Regions from separate parts of the Homo sapiens genome. Here region 1 is linked to region 2. The links are chromatin loops, found by intact Hi-C in ENCODE. Cell type or tissue: prostate gland. All regions are shown on one strand. Links, peaks and the distances in the headings refer to the core of each region. The heading gives the core; the rest is flanking DNA.

Region 1 (5,384 bases), core at 272-5,271, 100 kb after region 2:
AGTGTGATGGGAGCATTGCTTCCAAACTCCCCGTGGTGATGAGCTAGTGTTGGACTTTTACTTCAAGTCCTTTGCAGACCAATCATTTTGTAAAATACGGTAACATGAATCACTAGAACATAAAATGAAAGCTTCCAAAATACAAGCCACATGGTTTTGTCATGAGATTCCACAGACGTGAAACTGTTGTGTCCACTTGCTCCGCAGCAGTAGCTCCTTCCTCCTTCCTCCCTGCTCCCTGTTCTTCTCTCCCACCTCCATCCTTTGCTTTCTCCCTCCCTTTCCCCTTTCCCTTCAATGGGTCAGAGCTTTGGCTCTGCACCTGGCCAGGAAGAGGATGTGTGCCTGTGGGCCTAGTTTTTAGCCAGCTTAGGCCAGAGACTGTTACACAGGTGAAATCCAGACAATAAACAAGTCCTTTGAGATGACGAGAGTTGATGTTTCACATTGCTGGAGGAGGAAGTTACATATATGGAAAGAGGAATGAGTAAAAATAAGTCCTACAGTGTTGGGTGGGATTGCAGGTATTGTTGTCAGCTCATGGTGTTTAAAATAGATAGGTAGAAATAAAATGTACTTGCATATGTATACATATGCATTTACAATGTATGTGCATATCCATGTATTTCCTGGTTCTATCTATGCTGCTAGGGCATGGAAGCAATGACACCCTGGCAACAGTGAGCACACCTGGTACCCATAGCTTGGGTTCTAAATGCCACACACCACTGAAAGGAACCAAGGCTCCTTGGAGAGATGGCTGACTCCAGGGTTGGCCAGAGAAAATCCTAGATGAGCTTGGAGAATTTATTTTGTGCCAGAAAATATGGAAGTGCTCAAAAAGTGATGTGGGCTTTGTTAAACCAGTCCAGGAACCAGATCAAAGTCACTCCCACTGACCAAATGGAACACTTAAGCATCAAAATAATAGTGCGCTACAGTTTGTAACCCTTTGAGCAAAATAGGAATTCAGGAGTTCACATTGATATGAATGAATAAATGAGAGAGAAGGGAAAAGCCTACCTTCTTGTTGAAGTCTCAAAGCTTTTCTCCACAAAATACTCATTAATTCCTTACCAACTAATGAGTATCAGAAACTCATTACCTGACTTCACAGTGGAGAAACCTACCAGATCTCCTCTAAACCAAGTGATAAATTAATTTCACCTACCAATAGGACAAACTAACCTCGGGTGCCTGGTACAGTTTCGATATTTCTCCCTGCCCAAATCTCATGTTGAAATGGAGTCCCCGTGTTGGAGGTGGGGCCCGGTGGGAGGTGTTTGGATCATGGGGCAGATCCCTCCATGAATGGCTTGGGTCATCTCCTTGGTGATAAGTGAGTTCTTGCTCTGAGTTCAAGAGATGTGGTCATTTAAAGGTGATGGCATCTCCCCTCAAACTCTCTCTTGCTCCTCCTCCTGTCATGTGAGATGCCTGCTCCCCTTTTCCCTCTGCCATGATTAGAAGATTCCTGAGGTCCCCAGAAGTGGAGCGATCACCATGCTTCCTGTACAGCCTGTAGAACCATGAGCCAATGAGCCAGTTAAACCTCTTATTTATAAATTACCCAGTCTCAGGTGTTTTTGTTTGTTTGTTTGTTTTTGTTTGTTTGTTTGTTTGTTTTTGACAGTCTCACTCTTGTTGCCCAGGCTGGAGTGCATTGGCAGGGTTTCGGCTCACAGAAACCTCCGGCTCCCCGCCCGTTCAAGCAATTCTCCTGCCTCAGCCTCCCGAGTAGCTGGGATTACAGAAGCCAACCACCATGCCCGCCTAATTTTGTATTTTTAACAGAGACAGGGTTTCACCATGTTGGCCAGGCTACTCTCGAACTCCTGACCTCAGGTGACCCACCTGCCTTGGCCTCCCTGAGTCCTGGGATAACAGGCGTGAGCCACCGCACTTGGCCTTAGGTGTTTCTTTCCTTTTCTTTCTTTTTTTTTTTTGAGATGGAATTTCACTCTTGTCACCCAGGCTGGAGTGCAATGGCACAATCTCAGCTCACTGCAACCTCTGCCTCCTGTGTTCCCATGATTCTCCTGCCTCAGCCTCCAGAGTAGCTGGGATTACAGGTGCCCACCGCCACACCCAGCTAATTTTTTGTATTTTTAGTAGTGACAGGGTTTCACCATGTTGGCCAGGCTGGTCTCAAACTCCAGACCTCAGGTGATCCTCCTGCCTTGGCCTCCCAAAGTGCTGGGATTACAGGCGTGAGCCACCGCACCTGGCCTCAGGTGTTTCTTTATAGCAACACAAGAACAGCCTGACACAGTGCCCCCAGATGTGGTACACTGAGAAGAGCACAGGGTCATTTCTAAGGGATTCTTGCCCAAAATGCACAAGTGACAAACCTGAGACAAGTCCAAACCAAGGAGCATTTTTATCCAACGAAAGACCTGTATTTAAAAAGTGAAGATCGTGAAAGACAAAGGCTTTGAAACTGTTTCGGATGGAAGGGAATTGGAGTTGTGAAACCACAGGCAACGTGTGACCCTGAATTGCACTCTGGACCTTTGAAAAACACTATTAGTGCCGTCGGGGAAACTTGAATGGGGGTTGATGTGACAGTGCTGTATAGAGCCGTGTGAATGTCTTGATTTTGACGCTGTGCTTAGTTTATGTAGAACAATGTCCTTGTGCGTAGGGAATGCACAGTGTAGTATTAATAAGAACAGATGACACAGCGTCACATGAGCAGCTCACTGGCTGGTTCAGGAACACCCAGGTGTACACGACAACCACCCAGCCCCGTCCTCACACATCGAATGTGACGGTATTGAGATAAATGCTAACAATTAGGGACCCCCCCGGTGAAGAGTACACAGCAGGAAGGAAGCTCTTTGTACCCCTTTTGCAACTTTTCAGTAAATTTGCAGTTATTTCAAAATATAAAAAGTTAAACATTTGCTAGAAAAGTTTCTAAATGTTTACTCTCGGTTTCTGCTCAAGGGTGGGTGGCTTATGGTTCCCGCAGAGGCATTCCAAGTTACACGATCTGACAAGACATGGAGCGACCTGAGTTTGCGTGTTTCTAACACGTTGGCTTGAATCCAGCATGTGCTGGTGCTGGCTGTGTCCTGATGTGGCAGTGAGAGCTGCTTCTCCCTATAATTTCAATCACGCAGCTGGAGAAATCCCCATGAAATACTCCACCAAGGTGAATGAGCACGAGAGGCATTTCTACACGAGAAGTCCCTTTCTCCAGCTCCTAGCACACTTGGTAGCACCTACGAATCCTAAGGGAGGTGTTTTCTGTAGGCACAGATGTTCCTGGTATAGAAATCTGACCAACAGAGAGTACCCCTGGGTAGGGCCATAGCGCATCCCACGTCCTGGACCCAGCCCTTTGGGAGACGGAGGCAAAAGGCGATTTGGCACAGAAGTAGCCTATTGTTTAAGTTGTTTGGGCGTCCCTTTTGTTTCATTACCTGCATTTAATTTTGACTATTTTATGGAGTTAAATGTGTGATCCTTCTTATTAGATTCTTAGAAGGCAGCTTTGCTTTATGCAAGAACACCTGTCTATATGAACGTTTGTAAATGCTTTTTAACAGTTTTCAAGCAACCTTGGGCACACAGCTGGCCGGGGAGCTCCGGTGGAAGGGGCCAGCTGCTTGGCTGCCAGAATTGGAACGAGCATAGGACATGTGCAGCCACTGTAAACAAGAATGAATTTTCCTTAACCTTTATGAGTCAAATATTTATTTTTGGAATATTAACAAAATCAAAAGAATTGCCGTGTTCTTTTAAGTCAAAACACACTGACGTGCAGCTTTTAAGAAATTTTATTTAATGGAATAGTCTTAAATGGAAGCTAAAACAAATGCAGAAACACTGGAGATTTCTTGCCCAGTGTACATAGCACTGAAGCAACATTAAAAAAATCTTTAATGCTCTATAAAAGAAGCAATGAAATCCCTCTTCCCATAAAGTGTCCATCAGATGATGAGCACGCTGAAAATTCCCAAGTATGCCGTGGATAGAAAGCTCTTGGTGTGTGGCATTGTGTGTGTGCATGTGTGTTGAGGGGATGACAGATGTAAGTTCCCTAACTCCTCCCTCCCTTTACCCTCCCTCTCTCACCCTTTCCTTCTTATAAGCACATGTACGTGGGTAGGGAGATGTAGGAGTTGCTGGCTATTTAAAAAAATATTTTTGAGACAGGGTCTCACTCCATTGCCCAGGCTGGAGAGCAGTGGCTTCATCACGGCTCACTGCAGCCTGGACCTCCTGGACTCAGGCGATCCTCCCACCTCAGTCTCTTGAGTAGCTGGGACTACAGGCCCATCATGCCCTGCTAAATAGCGAAATAATTGCTTTTTGTAGGGGCAGCATCTCGCTTTGTTGCCCAGGCTGGTCTCACACTCCTGGTCTCAAGGGATCCTCCTGCCTCCATCTCCCAAAGGGCCGGGTTACAAGTGTGAGCCACCTGGTCAGAACTGCTGTTTTAAAGTGGCTAGGAACAGACCTATGGAAGAACTCTTTTCTCTGGAGCAGGGGTGAGGAGAAAGGTAAAGCTATCTTTTCCAAACTCTGCAAAGCAGCATTTCTGCATGTGGACTGCAATTAAAGAAAGGAAAAAAGAAAGAAAAAACAACAAAAACGTTGCTCATTTTGTCTTAGAAACAATTTACCTCTTTCTCTTGGTTTTGTCGTGATTGTGTTTTATGGAGAAATTTGCACAGAGGTGATTTTACATACAAAACACCCAGAACCAGCGACATAATTTGCGGGGCCCAGTGCAAAATGAAAATTTGAGGCCCCTAGTTCAAAAGGATTAAGAAGTGCCACATGGGAACGACAGAGCATTATCAAGTCCAGGGACCTTCTGAGGCTGGGGTCACTGGCAGCAAGGGTTGCCTGAAGTAATGATTCAGCCCTGCAAACATGGAACTGTATTGAATTGTAAGTACCAGCACTCTGGGAGGCCGAGGTGGGCAGATCACCTGAGTTCAGGAGTTTGAGACCATCCTGGCTAACATGGGGGAAACCCCATCTCTACTAAAAATACAAAAATTAGCCAGGCGTGATGGTGTGCACCTGTAATCCCAGCTACTCAGGAGGCTGAGGCAGGAGAATCACTTGAACTCAGGAGGCGGAGGTTGCAGTGAGCTGAGATCACGCCACTGCACTCCAGCCTGGGTGACAGAGTGAGACTCTGTAAAAAAAAAAAAAAAAGCCCAACATAAGTTAGCAAGCTGAGTGTTTCCAGCATAAAGCAATGGTTTATGACCAAGTCACCACTAAGTACAAGTTTTAATTTAAGCCTGTCGCCAAGTTCAAGCAAAAGTTATTATTATTTTTAAACCAGTAGTTGGAAGAATTCAGAGTCTAAATTAAGGGATTATGTGGTAAAAAATTTTCAGAAACTTAGTGAGTCTCAC
Region 2 (5,384 bases), core at 317-5,316:
GATGACATCTTCACGGGAGCCTCTGCACCAGCCTCAAGGAGTTTTCTTTTTCAAAGGTCCTTTCCTTCACATGTTATTTATCTGTTAAGGGGACAGCAGGGAGGAGAAGTCTCTGAGCCCTGCATTGGACCTATTGCCTGAAGTATTGTCAGTCCCCAATCCTCTGGTGCCATAGAGAGGAAAGAGTAAGATAATGAAACTTTGAGGTTCGAACTTTGCATTTTGTAGTAAAAAATAGGTTTCTTAATATATGTGATTGTAATGGCATACAAGGCTTTTAAATTCATGTGCATATAAGATAAATTTTAAATATTCTTAGAGGGTTTTCATGAAATATCACCTTCACATATTTCATCAGTTCAGTACAAAATGCAAAAATGTCTATTGTATAAAACGGGAGATTTAATCACGACCACGTTAGGAATCTCCCCAGTTACCCCTGGGAACACAGCCCCCCAGAGTGGAGACATGCTTAGACTGCCATCTGTTTCAGCATCCCTGTTTCAATGCTCCTAGTGATGGATTCCTGTCCAAGACATAGAAGCAGGTAACAAATCTAGACTGATAATAAATGGAAGCTGCAACCATAAAACCCCAGTGCAGATACAAGAGACTCTCACTGCGTCTGGCAGTGCCTCATTACCTTGTCAGTGTCAGGATGTGGCTCCAGATTTCCTGCTGCAATGAAATTATATTGGGGCTATCGCTGGAGCACACGGCTGGCCAGCCGCAGGAGGGTGGGGGCTTGAAGGGGGGCACATGCTGCCAGATGTTCCGCCGGAGTCTGTCTCTTTTAAACTTGCTTCACCAAAAACTCTCCCCTACCGATTTCTAACATCCCTACTGCTTTAAGGAAATGCACTTGGAAACTGCTCTTAATTTGGCTGTGTTTGTTGCCAACAGTCTTTTGTCTTGTCTTCCTAACCTCTGCATAGGGGAGCTGATGAGCAGAAGGATCCGATTTCAGCCAAACATGTGTTTCACCGTATTGAAATGTGTGCTGCTTAATAGAGTAAACACCAATATATCTGAGGGCCAGGAGACTGAATTAACTGATTAGTATCAAAGAGTGCTGGGGCCGTAAACGGTAATTGGCCACTTTCTGAGAAAAGGTAGAACTCCTTTAAGACAAGGTCTTCCATTCTCATTAGCCCCTTACAACTAGAAACTATCATTTAGCCTCACCAGGCCAAGAGAGTAAATGATTCTCCAATTTTGTATTCCTTTTCTTTGGATAGGAAAAATGGGTTGAGCTAACTGCTTACAAATTGTAAAAAACAAGTAAGAAATGCTTATGACACATTTTGCCTATGTTTTATGTTTCTCTTTGACTTTTCAACGAGGTAAAAGTAGGATCCAATATCAGAAGGAGAAAGGTCACCTACAATTAAGTGAATGTTTAAAAAAATACAAAAAATGAGGGAAGCTAATAGTCTACATAGGTTTGAAATATATGAGAAATTAAAGCTGTTTTATTTAAGAAGCAAAGCTTGGATTAATCTTCCAGGTAATGATAAAGAAGAGGGACTCTTACTCAGAATTTTTTTTAAATATTAAGATGTGTGAATCTGTACATTCTGCAGAGGTACCTGCAATCGTGAGTATTGAAACATACTAAATATGGGAGTAATAATCCATATAGGTCCTCCTTCATTTCAGTTTTCCATAGACCACATGAGTTCTGATAATCCTGAAAACGATTTGCTCTCTTCTCCAATGCTGAATGAAGACTACCTCATCCCTTCCTTCTTGCTTCTAACAGCAGATCAGATCTCCAGGTTCGAAGTTCCTAGATGTGCTTTCTGATCCTGGTTATTCTTTGTCAGCCTTCAAAGCCAAAGCCTTACTGACGTGCAGATCCAAGGAAAAGTTTCTTTCCTCATTGTGTGTTGCCTATGTTTATAACCACATACACACATAAACATGTAAACTCTGCATTTCAGAAAGCAATGATTTGTTATCCATATCTTATCTATACATTTCTGCTTTGACATTTTATTAAAAACATAAAAATGAGTACGGTAACCCAATTTGAATCCTTTAACTCAAAAAGTTTATTTATGTATACATAAACTGATTAAACACTTTTTTTTTTTGCCTTAGGAGGTACATGAATATGTTTTAAAATCTCCATAAAATAGCACAAGGTGCTCTGTGTAAACTTACCCAGAACATACAAATAATTGTAAAATAACTGAAGGGCTAATAAAATAAACTCATGTATCTGCTGTAAATGTTATTTCTTCTTCTTTTTTCTTTTTTTAACCAGGAAATAAATTAACAGTAATGTGTGTTAAATCAAACATTCGCTTTTGAAGAGTTCTCAAAGTTTCTGCAAGATAAAAACCATTTCTGGTGACAATGGTTTTAAAAAACAGTTAAATCTCTACGGATAATTTTAAGCATAGATTTTTTAAAGCACTAGTTCTAGGATTATGGAATCTTATTAACAAAGCAGAAATAATTTTAATGTTTATAAAACTGGAAGCACTAATCTGTTGTATTATGAAGGGCATAGAAAACTATTTATGAATTTATTTTCTTTTTCTGTCTCCTCTATTTTAAATTAAAATAGGAAATTTAAGATTAGGAAAAACTAGTAAATATCAAAGTTTCAATTTTAAACCCACTTTAAAATTGAGAAATACTCAAAGAGCAATAGATATGTTAAATAATTGTACTAAAAATAATTTTCACAAGCCTCTAAGCCTCAGAGGGACTTTATTGTTATTTATACATGTTTTGTATTTTTATATTTCTTTTTTCTCTTAGTAGCCTTCACACATTGTTTTAATAAAATCTTCATCTCATGCATTTTATTCTTCTAAACAGTAATAAAACAGCTTTCAGATTTTATGGTTTTGTTAGGATTGAGATGAAATGCTATCAGATTAAGCATTTTCCTTGTGAAAAATGGAAAGTGTTAAGTAAGTAGCACTTTGGACAGGGTTTTAACAACAGCTTTAGGAACAGCCTGCAGCTTTATAATTTCTAGGAAAAGAACAGGATACATACACATAGCAACCAACTTTAATTACATTTTATACCCATTAATAGTCACGTGCTCTATTCATTATTTTAAAATTTAAGATAGGAAAAGCATTTCAAGGAACTGATTTTGAAAGCACACTATTACATCCTGCCAGCAGGGGTCACAAAAGCATACACAATGGCTGTGGAACAGTTCATTTCTTTTCAGAGAGCACCTTCCAGTACAGCCAAACGTTTATCCGCTCCCGAGGACAACATTACAACCACATCTTCAAAACTGGGAAACATGAAGTTTGAACTCACTGAAAAGTCAGCTAGATTACTGAAAAATAAAAAAGAATATAGATTTGAATAAATGCTTGTTTTAGGTCTTTAAAAAATGACTTGGATCAGTTACAAAGGCCACATATATTGTATGTTCCCATTTATACAAAATGTCCTGAAGAGGCAAGTCGATGGGGATGGGGGTAGTGGGTGCCCAGGGCTGGGGGCTAGGTGGAAAGGAGGTTTGAATGGAGGTGATGGCTGAGGGGCTTAGGGCTTCTTTTGGGTAATAAATATTCTGAAATTGATTGTGGTGATGGATGCACGACTCTGTCAATATACTAAAAGTCACTGAATTGAACGCTTTAAGTGAATTGCGTATTATAAAAACGACATCTCACTAGAACTGTTTCAACAATGGCTTCACACATACGGCACTTTAGAAATCTGTATGTGGAAATCTCCAGGTTTATCTGCCTATGAGTGTTGATGGGTTTGGGGATCATAAATTACAATATGTCTTAATGATTTACGTTTTTGTCAATGACTTCACTTCAAATAAAGATAGATTAATTTACCCCAAACAGTTTATTGGGAGCTCTGGAAGGGACAGCAGTCAACCAGGAGAAGATCCTTGGAAAAGGACGGCCCTCAGAAGGTGTGGAGCTCCAGGCTCCGAGCCCGACTCCGCCAGGGGCCTGCAAGCTGCCGCTGGGCAGGTGCTTAACCTTTCTCCATTCATTTTTCCTGTTTGTAAAATGTGGGGCTGAGCTTTCTCCCTAAGGTGCTGTTTTAGATCTACAAATTCCATTGACTCTTCTCAGGCTGTTTGCTTATTTGTGACTTACTGGAAACCTAGGAGCCTTCCAGTTCATTTCCAGCAAGCTCTGTACATTTACATGTTATCTGAGTGAGGATGGAGAAACAATTTTCTTGTCTAACTTTTGCTAAGCTTGCTTTGGAAGCAGATGTTTGAACCTTTTGCTAAATTACTTGAATTTGGAAGTCTGAATAAAACATTACTTACATTTTAAGGTTTTAATAAAATTAGTTTTTTATTAAAAAGACCTAATTAAACTTATAAGAATTTCCCAAATTGGAACTTTATATGTAATAAATGATCTAGCAAGCAGTCAGATTCATATATATTTAATAAATACATAGCTTAACTGTGCCCCTTTACTTTTTAAACCAGCATTTTTAAATTTAGAAAAGTAGTGATATGTATTTTTCAGACATAGGAACATTTTTAGAGAAACGTGTTTTGAATTAGAGAGAGAAAAATTCCAAATTGATTAACTTTCTACTCTTTTACCTCTCCCTTTATGAAGAAAGATTTTTTTGTGGTTCACATTTGAATTCTCTCATTTCGCTGGATCTTTAATACAGCCAAAAATTGTAACATACTAAGACATTTGTTTTCTTTTCCTCTTCAAGATAAATACTTTAAAGACATCAAAACAAAAAGTCATCTGTCTGGTTCTCCCAAATCTTGTACAATCCCACAATACTCTCTAGCCCTCACAGCATGCTGGTAGGTGAAATTTGTCTTGACGTTTTTTACTTTGCTAGTTTTAACTCAGCTCCGTGAAGCATTGATCTTTTCTTTTCGCTGTCTTATTGCTTACTATGGGTATCCAAAAATGCGAAAAGAGGGTTGAAAACCCCCGAAAGTGTCACAGTAGAAAACGTGCAAGAGCATTGGGGAAACAGTCTTCCTTGCTCACGTGTTTGCATGTGTGTTGGTTTGCTTTTCTTTAATTCATAGAGTCTGACTGCAGCGGTCATGTCTGCCCATCTCTCTTGAGGCTTATTTCTCTGATGTTAAACATTTCAGCTCCTTGAATGTGTGGGGCATCCTCTATTTGTAGGTAGAATCCTGGAACTGGGGAAGTAATTTGAGGCTATCTGGTCATCTTCCCACCTAATAAGACAAGTGCTTTTATCATGCTGATTCTGCATGGAGGACATGGTCTCATTTTCCCAGGAACTAAAGGCTGCTATACTGCTTTTGAGTGGCGAACTCGTTTCATGTTGTCACAGCTTGATGTCTCTTACAACACAGGGTTGCCTCTCTAGTTGTCCAGGGCCACCCATCCGGAGCTCAGGCCATTTAACTCCCTTAACAA

Evidence for each region. Hi-C counts contacts between places; a loop is a spot of excess contacts. Peaks named below come from ENCODE experiments on the same cell type or tissue, not always from the same donor. Only the 100,000 strongest peaks of a DNase experiment are listed, where the experiment ranks them.
Region 1: it touches region 2 in a loop (2.2-fold over the local background); 10 of 110 quality-filtered maps call a loop at or near these places.

The regions. Positions count from the first base shown.
Region 1 is chr6:898,265-903,648 of GRCh38, forward strand. No RefSeq gene overlaps it. Among named protein-coding and RNA genes, the nearest start is that of LINC01622, 200 kb to the right of the region's middle. In prostate gland, for the core only: no CTCF peak of the experiment used is centred there; DNase peaks (open chromatin) are centred at 2,690 and 3,625.
Region 2 is chr6:794,543-799,926 of GRCh38, forward strand. No RefSeq gene overlaps it. Among named protein-coding and RNA genes, the nearest start is that of EXOC2, 100 kb to the left of the region's middle. In prostate gland, for the core only: a CTCF peak has its summit at 3,147 (motif pointing right); a DNase peak (open chromatin) is centred at 3,179.